Linked DNA regions of Homo sapiens: region 2 is linked to region 1. A link is an interaction called in ENCODE POLR2A ChIA-PET data of the cell type or tissue named here. Cell type or tissue: HCT116. All regions are shown on one strand. Links, peaks and the distances in the headings refer to the core of each region. The heading gives the core; the rest is flanking DNA. Region 1 overlaps GALNT2 (polypeptide N-acetylgalactosaminyltransferase 2). Region 2 overlaps TAF5L (TATA-box binding protein associated factor 5 like).

What was found. ChIA-PET counts read pairs that join two places held together with the same protein. Peaks named below come from ENCODE experiments on the same cell type or tissue, not always from the same donor. Only the 100,000 strongest peaks of a DNase experiment are listed, where the experiment ranks them.
Region 2: POLR2A ChIA-PET joins it to region 1 with 6 read pairs; 2 of 35 experiments call an interaction of 5 or more read pairs at or near these places.

The regions. Positions count from the first base shown.
Region 1 is chr1:230,184,201-230,189,582 of GRCh38, reverse strand. The region is part of intron 2 of GALNT2 (polypeptide N-acetylgalactosaminyltransferase 2); the gene reads right to left. Among named protein-coding and RNA genes, the nearest start is that of GALNT2, 120 kb to the right of the region's middle. RefSeq lists enhancers at 2,400-3,138, 3,139-3,877. In HCT116, for the core only: no CTCF peak of the experiment used is centred there; a DNase peak (open chromatin) is centred at 3,232.
Region 2 is chr1:229,610,064-229,615,445 of GRCh38, reverse strand. It overlaps TAF5L (TATA-box binding protein associated factor 5 like), which reads left to right. Exons shown (of 5, transcript NM_014409.4): 2 at 961-1,105; 3 at 5,236-5,340. The coding sequence starts at 964. Among named protein-coding and RNA genes, the nearest start is that of TAF5L, 13 kb to the left of the region's middle. In HCT116, for the core only: no CTCF peak of the experiment used is centred there; no DNase peak of the experiment used is centred there.

The DNA.
Region 1 (5,382 bases), core at 249-5,248:
GGGAACACTCCTCTCTGATGCTGCAGCAATGCTGAACAAATAACACAAGTGGTTTATCTCATCTTTCTTCCGGCAGGTGGGAAGTAGAAAAGCTAAAACGTCTCTGTTAGGATCAGTGGCAATTCACACCCTGGATTTAAGTTCTCTTAACACATTTCATCATTCCCATTTCATTCATCTTTACGTGAACATTAGCAATTTCTGTTCTGAGAAATCCACTGTCTGGGGTAACTGAACCAACAGCACATCGGGGAGGGGTGGCTGTGATGAAGACACAGCCCAGGACCAGGATGGGGAGGGGGCTCAAGGAGAATCCAGACGGCCTTAGGACTCTCCTTTCTGAACTCTCTCCCTACCCTCGTCTCTCCTAAGCCTCAGCCCTTTACACAAGGTTACTAAGGAATACAAGAATGACACTAAGGTCTCATAAAGGCAAAGAGAAAATCTGCTCCAAAAGGCCACGTTGACCAAAGGGTGAGAGATCTCCAACAAGAACCTCATCAACAGCTGTCCTCAGAGGCAGACCTCGGCCTTCTAGCCCCTACAGCTGCCCCTGCTCCTCTTCCGGCCCCACTCCTCTACTGGCCCCTGCTCCTCTTCCGGCCCCCGCTCCTTTGCCAGTCCTTCTGCCAGCTGGCTGGCTGGTCAGATTCAGAGACAATTACAGGGAGAAACTTATTTTTCAATCCAGAAGTTTTTCCACACCAAGGGGAAAAAATGACATTCTTCTCTATCAGATAGATTTCCAAAATACAAAATATTGACTAATATACATACTCTATTTGAAGACAATATTTTAAAAACCAACACTGAAAAAAAAAATTCAGTGGTTCCAAGTAGAAAGCATGATGCTGAAATAGAAGCAAGGGTCACAGAGTTTATGGGCAAAAACTCATCCACAGTAGACCTGAAATGTGGTATGAGGGTGGGGGGAACTACAGAGATATATTTTTACAGCATGTAAAAGAAAATAAAATTGGTGATTCCAATCTGAGAATAGAGATTAAAGGGAAATGGTAAGACACAGTTAACAGAATCAAAGAGTTTTAGAGCAAGAATGTATCTAAATTTTACAGACAAGGAAAACAAAACCCAAATACTCCTTAACTTGTCTAAGGCCACAGGACTGGTGGCACAGCTGAGCCTAGAGCTCCCGGCCATCATCCTTGTTCCGAACCCAGATCCCGTGCTCCCAGGTTATTGTTCTTGCCCCCATTCCATGACTTCCAGCTGGGACTGCCACTTGGGTGGTATACTTTATACAAATTCCAGATTCTTCCCCAAAGTACGATGAACCAAGGCAAGAAATAGAGTTAAAACAATAATCTGGGTTTTTGTGACCACGGCAGCCCCAAGAGTGGTAGTCTCCAAAGTGGGGCCACATAAGACAATCTTCTGGGGCAAAGAAAGAAAATGACAGACATTGTCAAGTATTTTCCTCATCCTTTATAATAGCTTATTTTAAATACACTTTATGATACAAACAGGAGGCAGGGAAATACTGGGTAGGAGAGAGTGGTCCCTAGCAAACGCCACACCCTCAAGCCTGGAACCGTAGGGCCCAAAGTGAGAACATGCATTTCTGTTTTCCTGCCCGAATGTTGCCTTTTCCAAAACCACCCCGGCCCGCCCCACCCTCCATCTTGTACCCATAAAAACCCCAGGCCCTACCAGCAAAGCAATAGAGAAGGAGAGAAGAAACAGCCGGATGTTGGAGAGAATCAGCTTGATTTCAGAGGGACAGCTTGACAGCAGGACTTTGGAGAAGAGTTTGGCTGGGGACAGCAGGACTCCAGGGGAAGACCATCTTCCCACTTAACCCCCTTTCTAGCTTCCCATCCCACTGAGAGCCACTTCCAGTGCTCAATAAAGTCCTCCACATTCACCATCCTTCAATTTGTTTGCACAACTTGATTCTTCCTGGACACCGGACGAGAATTCAGGTACCAAGAGGGTGGATGCAAAAGGCTGTCACACTGACCTTGCACTGAGCTAACACTTAAGTCATCTGTGGACAGCAAATCTAAGAGCACACTGTAACATATGCCCTCTAGGGCTCCAGGGGTCACAGGTAGCCCCACCCAGATGCTGCCGGGGGGCTGCACAGAGTTCTACTCCTGCCGATGCCCAAAAGCACTCACCCCAGCCCCTGCACCCACTCACCTGCATGCTGCTCCTCCCATGAGGGGCTGAGAGCTGTGGGCTGAGTCCTGTGAAGGGGTCAAGGGAACTATCCCATTTCATTTAGAATGTATCAATAAATCTGTACGGCAATATGCATGTAATTCCTAAGTAAGCATTTTAATACATATGTGTGTGGGAGGTGGTCTAAATATACGTCTGTTCATAGAGTGTGCGATCAGAAAATTGGAGACTGTTGGCCTGGAACATCACTGCTCTGCCCTGTTAGATCTGGCTCCTTCATCTGTCAGTGGGTTCTGTGGCCATAAAAGCATCCAGCTTGGTGTCATGTCTTCCCGCCCATCTGTCTACAACTGCTACATGCCCAACACACAGAACACAGGAAGCCACTGAGCTTCCTGAACACACCACTGACACACTGGGAAGTGCCATGGCCAGCGGTTTCTTGCAAACCATAAAACTTTAGCTGTGTTCCTCATGCTTAGGGAAAATGTATTTTTCAATCACAAGAAAATAATTTCTAACAACAAAAAAATTATGTGTATGTTGGTTTAGTAAGAAAAATGGTTTCAACATAAAAAGGAAAGAAAGCCCTTTGGCAAAATAAAAAGACATTGTGCATTTATCAAAAATTACTACTAATAACTCAAAAGAGAGGCAAATCAGTACATTCTGATCTCTTTGAAGATAAGAAAACCAACTGTATGCAATAGTTAAGGATATGAAAGGCAGAGTCAATGTGAGCACTCAAATGATTTTAAGTAAGGTATGACTCTCAATGGTCAAATCCAGCCTATGACCTGAAGATGGCTTTTCCCTCCCTCTCTCTATTTGCCTGAAAACCATCAGAACACTTGTATGTTTTTAATAGAAGATAATCCATAGGAAGTCTCTCATTAATCCACACAACAGAAGTGTGTATCCTAGCTTCCTATTATTATAATAAAGGAATATTAACTATTCTATTCAGATGCTCCCCATTGTGTGGGTAATGTTTACTTTACATATGAAAGAACTGTGGCTCAGGGCTTCATGACTCATCCAGGAGCTGGAAAGATGACAGGGAGGCCGACTTAACACACAAATTGACTGCATGCATGCGTCCAGTCAGAGTTCCTGGAGGAGACAGTGACATACCTGCATCTGGTGTAGGTGGGACAACGCATGGGGAGGGCACAAAGGAGGGGCTTGGACTCCCTGGGGTGACGCTTGTCCAACCACAGTCAAGAACACAACGTGCAAACACTCTCACCAGCAAACACTCTCACCAGCAAACACTCTTGCCAGCAAAGCAAACACTTCATAAACGGACGTCCAGTTCCCAATAGGCATGTAAGGAGCTTGAAAGTCGTTATTCCGTCCTAACAGTAAAAAGCTGAATAAAATGAAAAATCAGCACTTCTTAGAGATCTGCCTTGGATCTGTTGGAGAAATGTCACAAGCCACAGCCCCCCAAATTGGACAGGTGAATACAAGGAATCACAATTCACTGGAGCAGAAGCCTGTAAGTAGAAACCCCTGAAGATCCACTACGGGGGTAGGAAAACCTAAACTGTAGTGGAAAATTCCTGGAGGCTCACTGTGGACAAGCCTAAGAGATTAAAAACTCCAGGGGGACCCAGTCATGGGGGTGTGGCAGCTATATTTGTGTGAGTTTTACCTCCTGGAGCTCTACCAGATCCTCACAGTGAATATTGAAGAAATATCCCCTCATGCTTACAACAGTGAGAGGGGAAAATAACCATTTTGAAAGAAGCCAGGGCACTGTGTTCTTATTAATAAGGCCTGCCATCGGGAGAAACTATTTAAACAGGGACTAAACTGCTAGCATTTATCAGAGCCTGTCCAATCTGAGGAACAGGAAATAACCAGCCTCTGCTAGACTTTAGTATCACCTAAGGATGTGGAGAGGGGGAAGCTGAGAAGCAAATGTGAGGCTCACAGCCCAGACACAAAGGTTCCCTAAAAGAATGAGACCAAATCATAGGACTATAGCAAGCTTCCCCTCCCACTACACCTTAACACCACACAACTAAAGGCCTGTTTACCAGGGTTCCGTGCACCAAGTCCATCACATCCAGCTTTCAACATAAAATTACAAGGCACACTAAGAGGTTAAACACACACACACACGCGCGCACACACACACACACACACACACACACACGCACGCACGCACAGTTTAAAGAGACACAGCAAGTATCAGAACCAGACTCAGATATAGAACAATGTTGGAATGATCAGATCAGGAATTTAAAACAACTATAATTAATATGCTAGGGACTCTAATGGAAAAAGTAGGTAACACACAAGAACAGACAGATAATGTAAGCAGCGAAATGGAAATTATGAGAAAGAATCAAAAGGAAATGCTAGAGATCAAAAACACTGTAGAGAATGAGGAATGTCTTTAATGGGCTCATTAGCAGACATGACATGCTGAGGAAAAAAATCTCTAAACTTTAGGACATGACATTAGAAACTTCTAAAACTCAAATGCAAAGACAAAAAAGATGAAAAAAATTGAAATAATATCCAAGAACTGTGGAACAATTACAGTGGTGTAAATATGCATGATGGGAATATCGGAAGGAGAAGAAAGAGAGAAAGGAACAGGAGAAATACTGGAAGCAATAATGACTAAGAATTTCCCCAAATTAATGTTGAACACCAAAACGCAAATTAAGGAAACTTAGAGAACACACAGAATAGTATAAAGGCTCCAAAAACTACACTGAGGCATATCATATTCAAATTGCAGAAAATCAAAGATAAAGAAAAAAAATTGAAAGAAACACCTTACCTATCAATAGAGGAGCAAAGAGAAGGATTATAACTAATGTCTTCTCAGAAACCATGCAGGAAAGAAGAGAGGAGAGGGAAATATTTAAAGGGCTCAGAGAAAAAAAAAATGACCACCTAGAATTCTGTACCATTTAAGATTGATCTTCAGGCCAGGCGCGGTGGCTCACGCCTGTAATCCCAGCACTCTGAGAGGCCAAGGTGGGTGGATCACGAGGTCAGGAGATCGAGACCATCCTGCCTAATGTGGTGAAACCCCATCTCTACTAAAAAAATACAAAAAAATTAGCTGGGTGTGGTTGGGCGCCTGTAGTCCCAGCTACTCGGGAGGCTGAGGCAGGAGAATGGCATGAACCTAGAAGGCAGAGCTTGCAGTGAGCTGAGATAGCACCACTGCACTCTAGCCTGGGTAATAGAGCGAGACTCTGTCGCAAAAAA
Region 2 (5,382 bases), core at 139-5,138, 570 kb after region 1:
TGTGGTTTAAATAAAGAGCAAAAAAGGTAAATAATATTATACAATTAAAATGAAAACACGGCCAGGCGCGGTGGCTCACGCCTGTAATCCCAGCACTTTGAGAGGCCAAGCCGGGCAGATCACAATGTCAGGAGATTGAGACCATCCTGGCTAACACGGTGAAACCCCGTCTCTACTAAAAATACAAAAAATTAGCTGGGCGTGGTGGTGGGTGCCTGTAGTCCCAGCTACTTGGGAGGCTGAGACAGGAGAATGGCGTGAACCCAGGAGGCAGAGCTTGCAGTGAGCTGAGATCGCACCAATGCACTCCAGCCTGGGCGACAGAGCGAGACTCTGTCTCAAAATAAATAAATAAATAAAATGAAATAAAATAAAATGAAAACACATTTTGCAAATCCCTAACTTAGAGCTGGCAGTCTTTTCCTGGCTATTAAGCAAAAATATCACAATCCCCTTCACCATTGTTAACTTCATGCTTTGTTAACATCTATTTATCCAGTTTCTGTGGTCTTTGATTTGGCACTGCCTCCTGCCTGCTTTTTTGGCTAGTTCACTGCTAATTAACGCCTCTCTCACAGAGTAGGCAGGAGAAATCAAAGGCCCTAAATTTCAGACTGGCCCTGTTTGCTCTTTGTTAGCTTCTCTAATGAAAAGTTTCATGGGGCTGATTGGAATCTTGGTATTAAACAGAGTTTGGGGGTGATCTAAGGACTTTATTATCGATGCTTTTCCTATTTTCTGTAATTGAAGTTGGCTGTATTGTCATTGGAGAAACAGACAAAATGGAAGAGTATACCACGTTGGTATTAGGGAACTTAGATTTGCGTCTTAACTAGGCCACTTAGCCACATGGCTGGTCTTTCTCTCCCATGTGTCCTACCCATCTGCGATGGTGCAGTTAGATAGGTTGCTCTCCCAGGCCCCTGATGTCTCTGTATCCTGTCGTTGCCTCCCTTGAAGGTCATGAAACGAGTGCGTACCGAGCAGATTCAGATGGCAGTGTCCTGCTACCTCAAACGCCGGCAGTACGTGGACTCAGATGGTCCCCTGAAGCAAGGACTGCGGCTGTCACAGACTGCTGAAGAGATGGCGGCCAATCTAACAGGTAATGGTGGGGGCTCGTCTGGTGGGGTGAGCCTGGAGCAGGAGAACTCACGTCAATATCCATGTGGAATTACTTCTCCTCTTCTCAAGACAGTGCCAGAGAGAGCAGACTGACCAAAAACCTCAGTGAGCTACGTTAAGTGAATGATGTTGGCCTCAGAGACCCTGTCTGTCATTTAGAGCGGTGCTCACATTGTCACTTCTGATAACCTCTGTGATTCCCCTGGCTAAAGTCATTTCCTTCCTCAGGACTTCTCAGTTACTTTATCTGTACCTGAAAGTACGTGCAACTTTTTCCTTCTGTAAACAATTAACCTACAAGACCCTTAGGGACAGGGTCTCCCTCTGTCCCCTTCTTGCACAGGTCCCCTCTCCTCCAGCATGGAGCCTCACATGTAGAAGTCAGGTTTGTTGAATAAATTGGTACTTCAGGATCTGTAGTTGGAAATATTATTATTATTATAGACACATTCCTGAAGTTTTTTTAATTTGTTTTTGTTTTTTAATGTTTTGAAATCCGATTCTATTTTAGAAAAACTTGAGTTGACTCCATCTGGATTAATAAGTATAGTCATCCCTCAGTATCCATAAAGGATTGGTTCCAGGACCCCTCCATGAATACCAAAATCCACGGATACTCAAGTTCCTGCCTGATAAGATGTGGTATAATATTTGGCATAGCAGGTTACATCTACAGACATCCTCCTGTATTCTTTAAATTGTCTTTAGATTACTTATAATTCCTAATACAGCCTACATATCACCTCATTCACATGGATTCATCATAGTATTCAGCACCTGGTAAATTCAAAATTTGCTTCTTGGGACTTTGGTGGTTTTTTTCCCCAAATATTTTTGACTTGCAGTTGTTTGAATCCATGAATGTGAAACCCACAGATACAGAGGGCCGACTGTAATTGTTAGCTATTTTGTGAGTTCATGTTTTTATGTAATATGACTTTATGACTTTCTTCTTCTTCTTCTTCTTTCTTCTTTTTTTTTTTTTTTTTTTGAGACAGAGTCTCTCTCCATCACCCAGACTGGAATGCAGTGATGCAGTCACAGCTCACTGCAGCCTCAACTTCCCAGGCTCAAGTGATCCTCCATCTCAGCCTACCAAGTAGCTTGGACCACAGTCATGCACAACCACCTGGCTAATTTTTTTTTTTTTTTGCTTGTTATTCTTGTTAGAGGTGGGGTCTTACCATGTTGTCCAGGCTAGTCATGACCTCCTGGCCTCAAGTGATCCTCCCACCTTGGCCTCCCAAAGTGCTGGGATTACAGGTGTGAGCCACTGTGTAACAGGACTTTCTTTTACTGAACTTATTTACTAGTGATTCTGGGGGAAAAAAATTGCTGGGATACTTTAGGGTGATTATAAACTACTTCAATGGCTGTGTGTGGAGGTGGAGTTAGCAGTGATTTCTGCAGCTCAGCCCTGGTTCCCTTTCTTATATGCTCAGGCTACATTCTTCTCTCTTCTTTGTTCCTGGGCTTTCTGTGATCTTCCAAATATCTTTCACCACGTGCTCCATTTCTTAATGGTTTCATCCTCCATCCTAGTAGCCGCAGTTACCTCAGCTCCCTCTTTTCATATACCTTCAAAGTCAAGGACCCAGGGTTCATTGCCATAGGAAGAGAGTGCTAGGACAGTAACAACCTGAGGATGCTCTCAAAGGAGTGGTTCCTGACTTCCTCTGAAACACTAACAGAAGCCCAGTCAGCAGCCTGCCATCACGTATTTCAGGGTTGGATCCACCCATTATTCCTTGCCTTCAAACTCCTCAGAGATACCCTTGACCAAAACAGGGCCAGATGATGGCCTTGGTATAGAATACTAAGTGCCTTATTGTTTGAATAGGGGAGTCCATTTACAAGGCCTCTGTCCCATTGTAGAGTAATTCCTTCTGAACATGCCATCCTAGCCATTTAAAAAATCTGCTGCCCTGCATCCTTTGGAACCAGAGAGCAGTAATTCTTGCTGTTGTTGATAGAAAGTAGGAATGAACAATATTAAACAGACTTCCAGAACTTTGCTCGTCTAAGTTGTCTTAGTTTCAATAGAATAGCTTATTAGGAGAAAGTGTTATTGCTGGAAAACCACCAGGAAAAGTGAGAAACATGAAATATGATTATCAGAAGATTTTGTCCTAGATTTTTCCATTAATTGAGTAATCTGAAGAATTCTTTTTTCAGCAGACATTTAGTGAACATCTGCTATAGGCCAAGTGCTGAAAAGTTCTAGAGATAGCTACGATTTGACCCTAGCTCTGAGAAGCTAAGTGTTCTAATTGGGAAGTGAGGCAGGTAAGTCAGTGATTGTAGAAGAGCATGAGGTAGTAAGTTCTGTGAGGGGGAGGTTCAGTGGTAGCAGAAAAGATCATCCAAATTAGGCTGGCAAGCCAAGGAAGGATCCCCAAAAGGCCTTGTGATTCCTGACATATAGTTGGGGGTCACTAAATAGTTGAAAGAGTGAGCTGAGTTGCAAAGGAACCATTAGATGTTTACCAGGGAACAAATTGGAGGAGGGTATCCAGGTTTTCAAATGTGAATTTTAGAAAACTCAGTCTGGTGGCAGTATTGATAAGGCAGCCCAGATTAGAATCGAGGAAACTAGTTAAAAGACGCAGTCCAGTGAGAAGTGAGGACAGCCTCAGTTGAGGAAGTGGTAATGGGAGTGGAGAGGAGAGGATATATTTTAGGAATCTGTAGGACTTAGTGACAGAGTAACTAAGCGGGGGGCAAGAAGAAGGAGGAGGAGTCCCTCCCTTGCATGCAGGCTTGCAGCAGGTCCTCTCTTCTGACTGTCTCTTCCTTCTCCTGGAGTAGGTTGGCTTTCCTCTCACCTGTGTTTCCCTTTCTACGTATTTCCTGTTATGGCGCCCTCAGTCCTGCCACATTCATCACCATTTCTCCATCCATATTCCATTGACAAAATGCATTCATGTTTCATTCAGGACGCGGTTAAAGGTGGCTTCCCTTGGTTTTTAGCCACCTTCTTTCCCCGGTGTTCCCCACTCCTCTTGTAAACAGGAGGAGAATGGTTTTTGTTTTTTGTTTTTAGAAAGCATAAACTCACAGATTGGAGATTAAGTGTGTGTTTACATACTGAATATTGAGACTCCAGCCTTGTTTCCCCTGCACCAATTCATATGCCCGGAATACTGCAGCCAGGCACACATGCTCCAGGAAGGCAAGTAAACAATCCTTCCCTGGTGAGTCCAACTTGCCCAAGAAGAAAGACGAAAAGACAGTGATGTTGGGACATTGCTCACCCTGGTCACCCTGGAGGATGAGCCTCACCACCCAGAGTGCCTCACCGTAAGACAGCCAGGGGCCATTGAACCCTAGAAGAAACATATCTCATAAGAAGGGCAGATGGAAAGAAACAGAAGAAAACTTCAAAAATACCTTGTTTTAAATACTTAAGATTCAAAAAGCATAGCGTGTTTAGGGGAAAAGAGAATGTTGAGAATGAAAAAAGTTACCAATTAGATACATGATAGTAAAAAATAAAAACTCATTAGGTATTATAAGTAATGTAGGGGGAAATAGTAGAAGGGCTGAAGGGTGAGGAAGGCTTTCAGAAAGTAGAGCAAAAAGACAAAGAAATGGAGTAATAGGAGAAAAAAATTAAAGGATTGGTTCAGGATATCCGACCTTGAAATTGTAGGAGTCTTGGAAGATAGGGAATTATCAAAATGATTCCAGAAAACTTCACAGAACTAGAAGACATGAATTTCCAGATTGAAAGGGCCCACTAAGTGCCCAGCACAGTGATTGACAATGAACCCACACCAAGGCACCTGTGAAATGTCAGAACATAGGATCAAACATTTCCTGATGAATCTCATGGATTGATGTACCTGTCCTCTCTCATTCACCTTATCCTGTGCTTTATGCCTTTCCTTCCCTGGCCTTCATTTTATTGGGCTTCAGGAGGGAGGGGAGAGAAACAAGTGTCATCAGTCTGTCATGTTTAACCAGGACCCAGCATGCTTTGGAAACCTGCTGAAATGTCAGTTGCTGTGCGTGTGTGCACAACACCCTCCTTCACCCATCCTGCCACGTACTGGGTTAATAATCGTCTCTCTGTTTCCCGCCCTGACTTGTGTATCTTCTCCTCTTTAGTGCAATCAGAATCTGGTTGTGCCAACATAGTGTCTGCAGCCCCTTGCCAGGCAGAACCCCAGCAATATGAAGTACAGTTTGGACGACTGCGGAATTTTCTCACTGGTAAGTACTCAGCTCTAGAACCTTTTCTTTTTAAGAAAACAG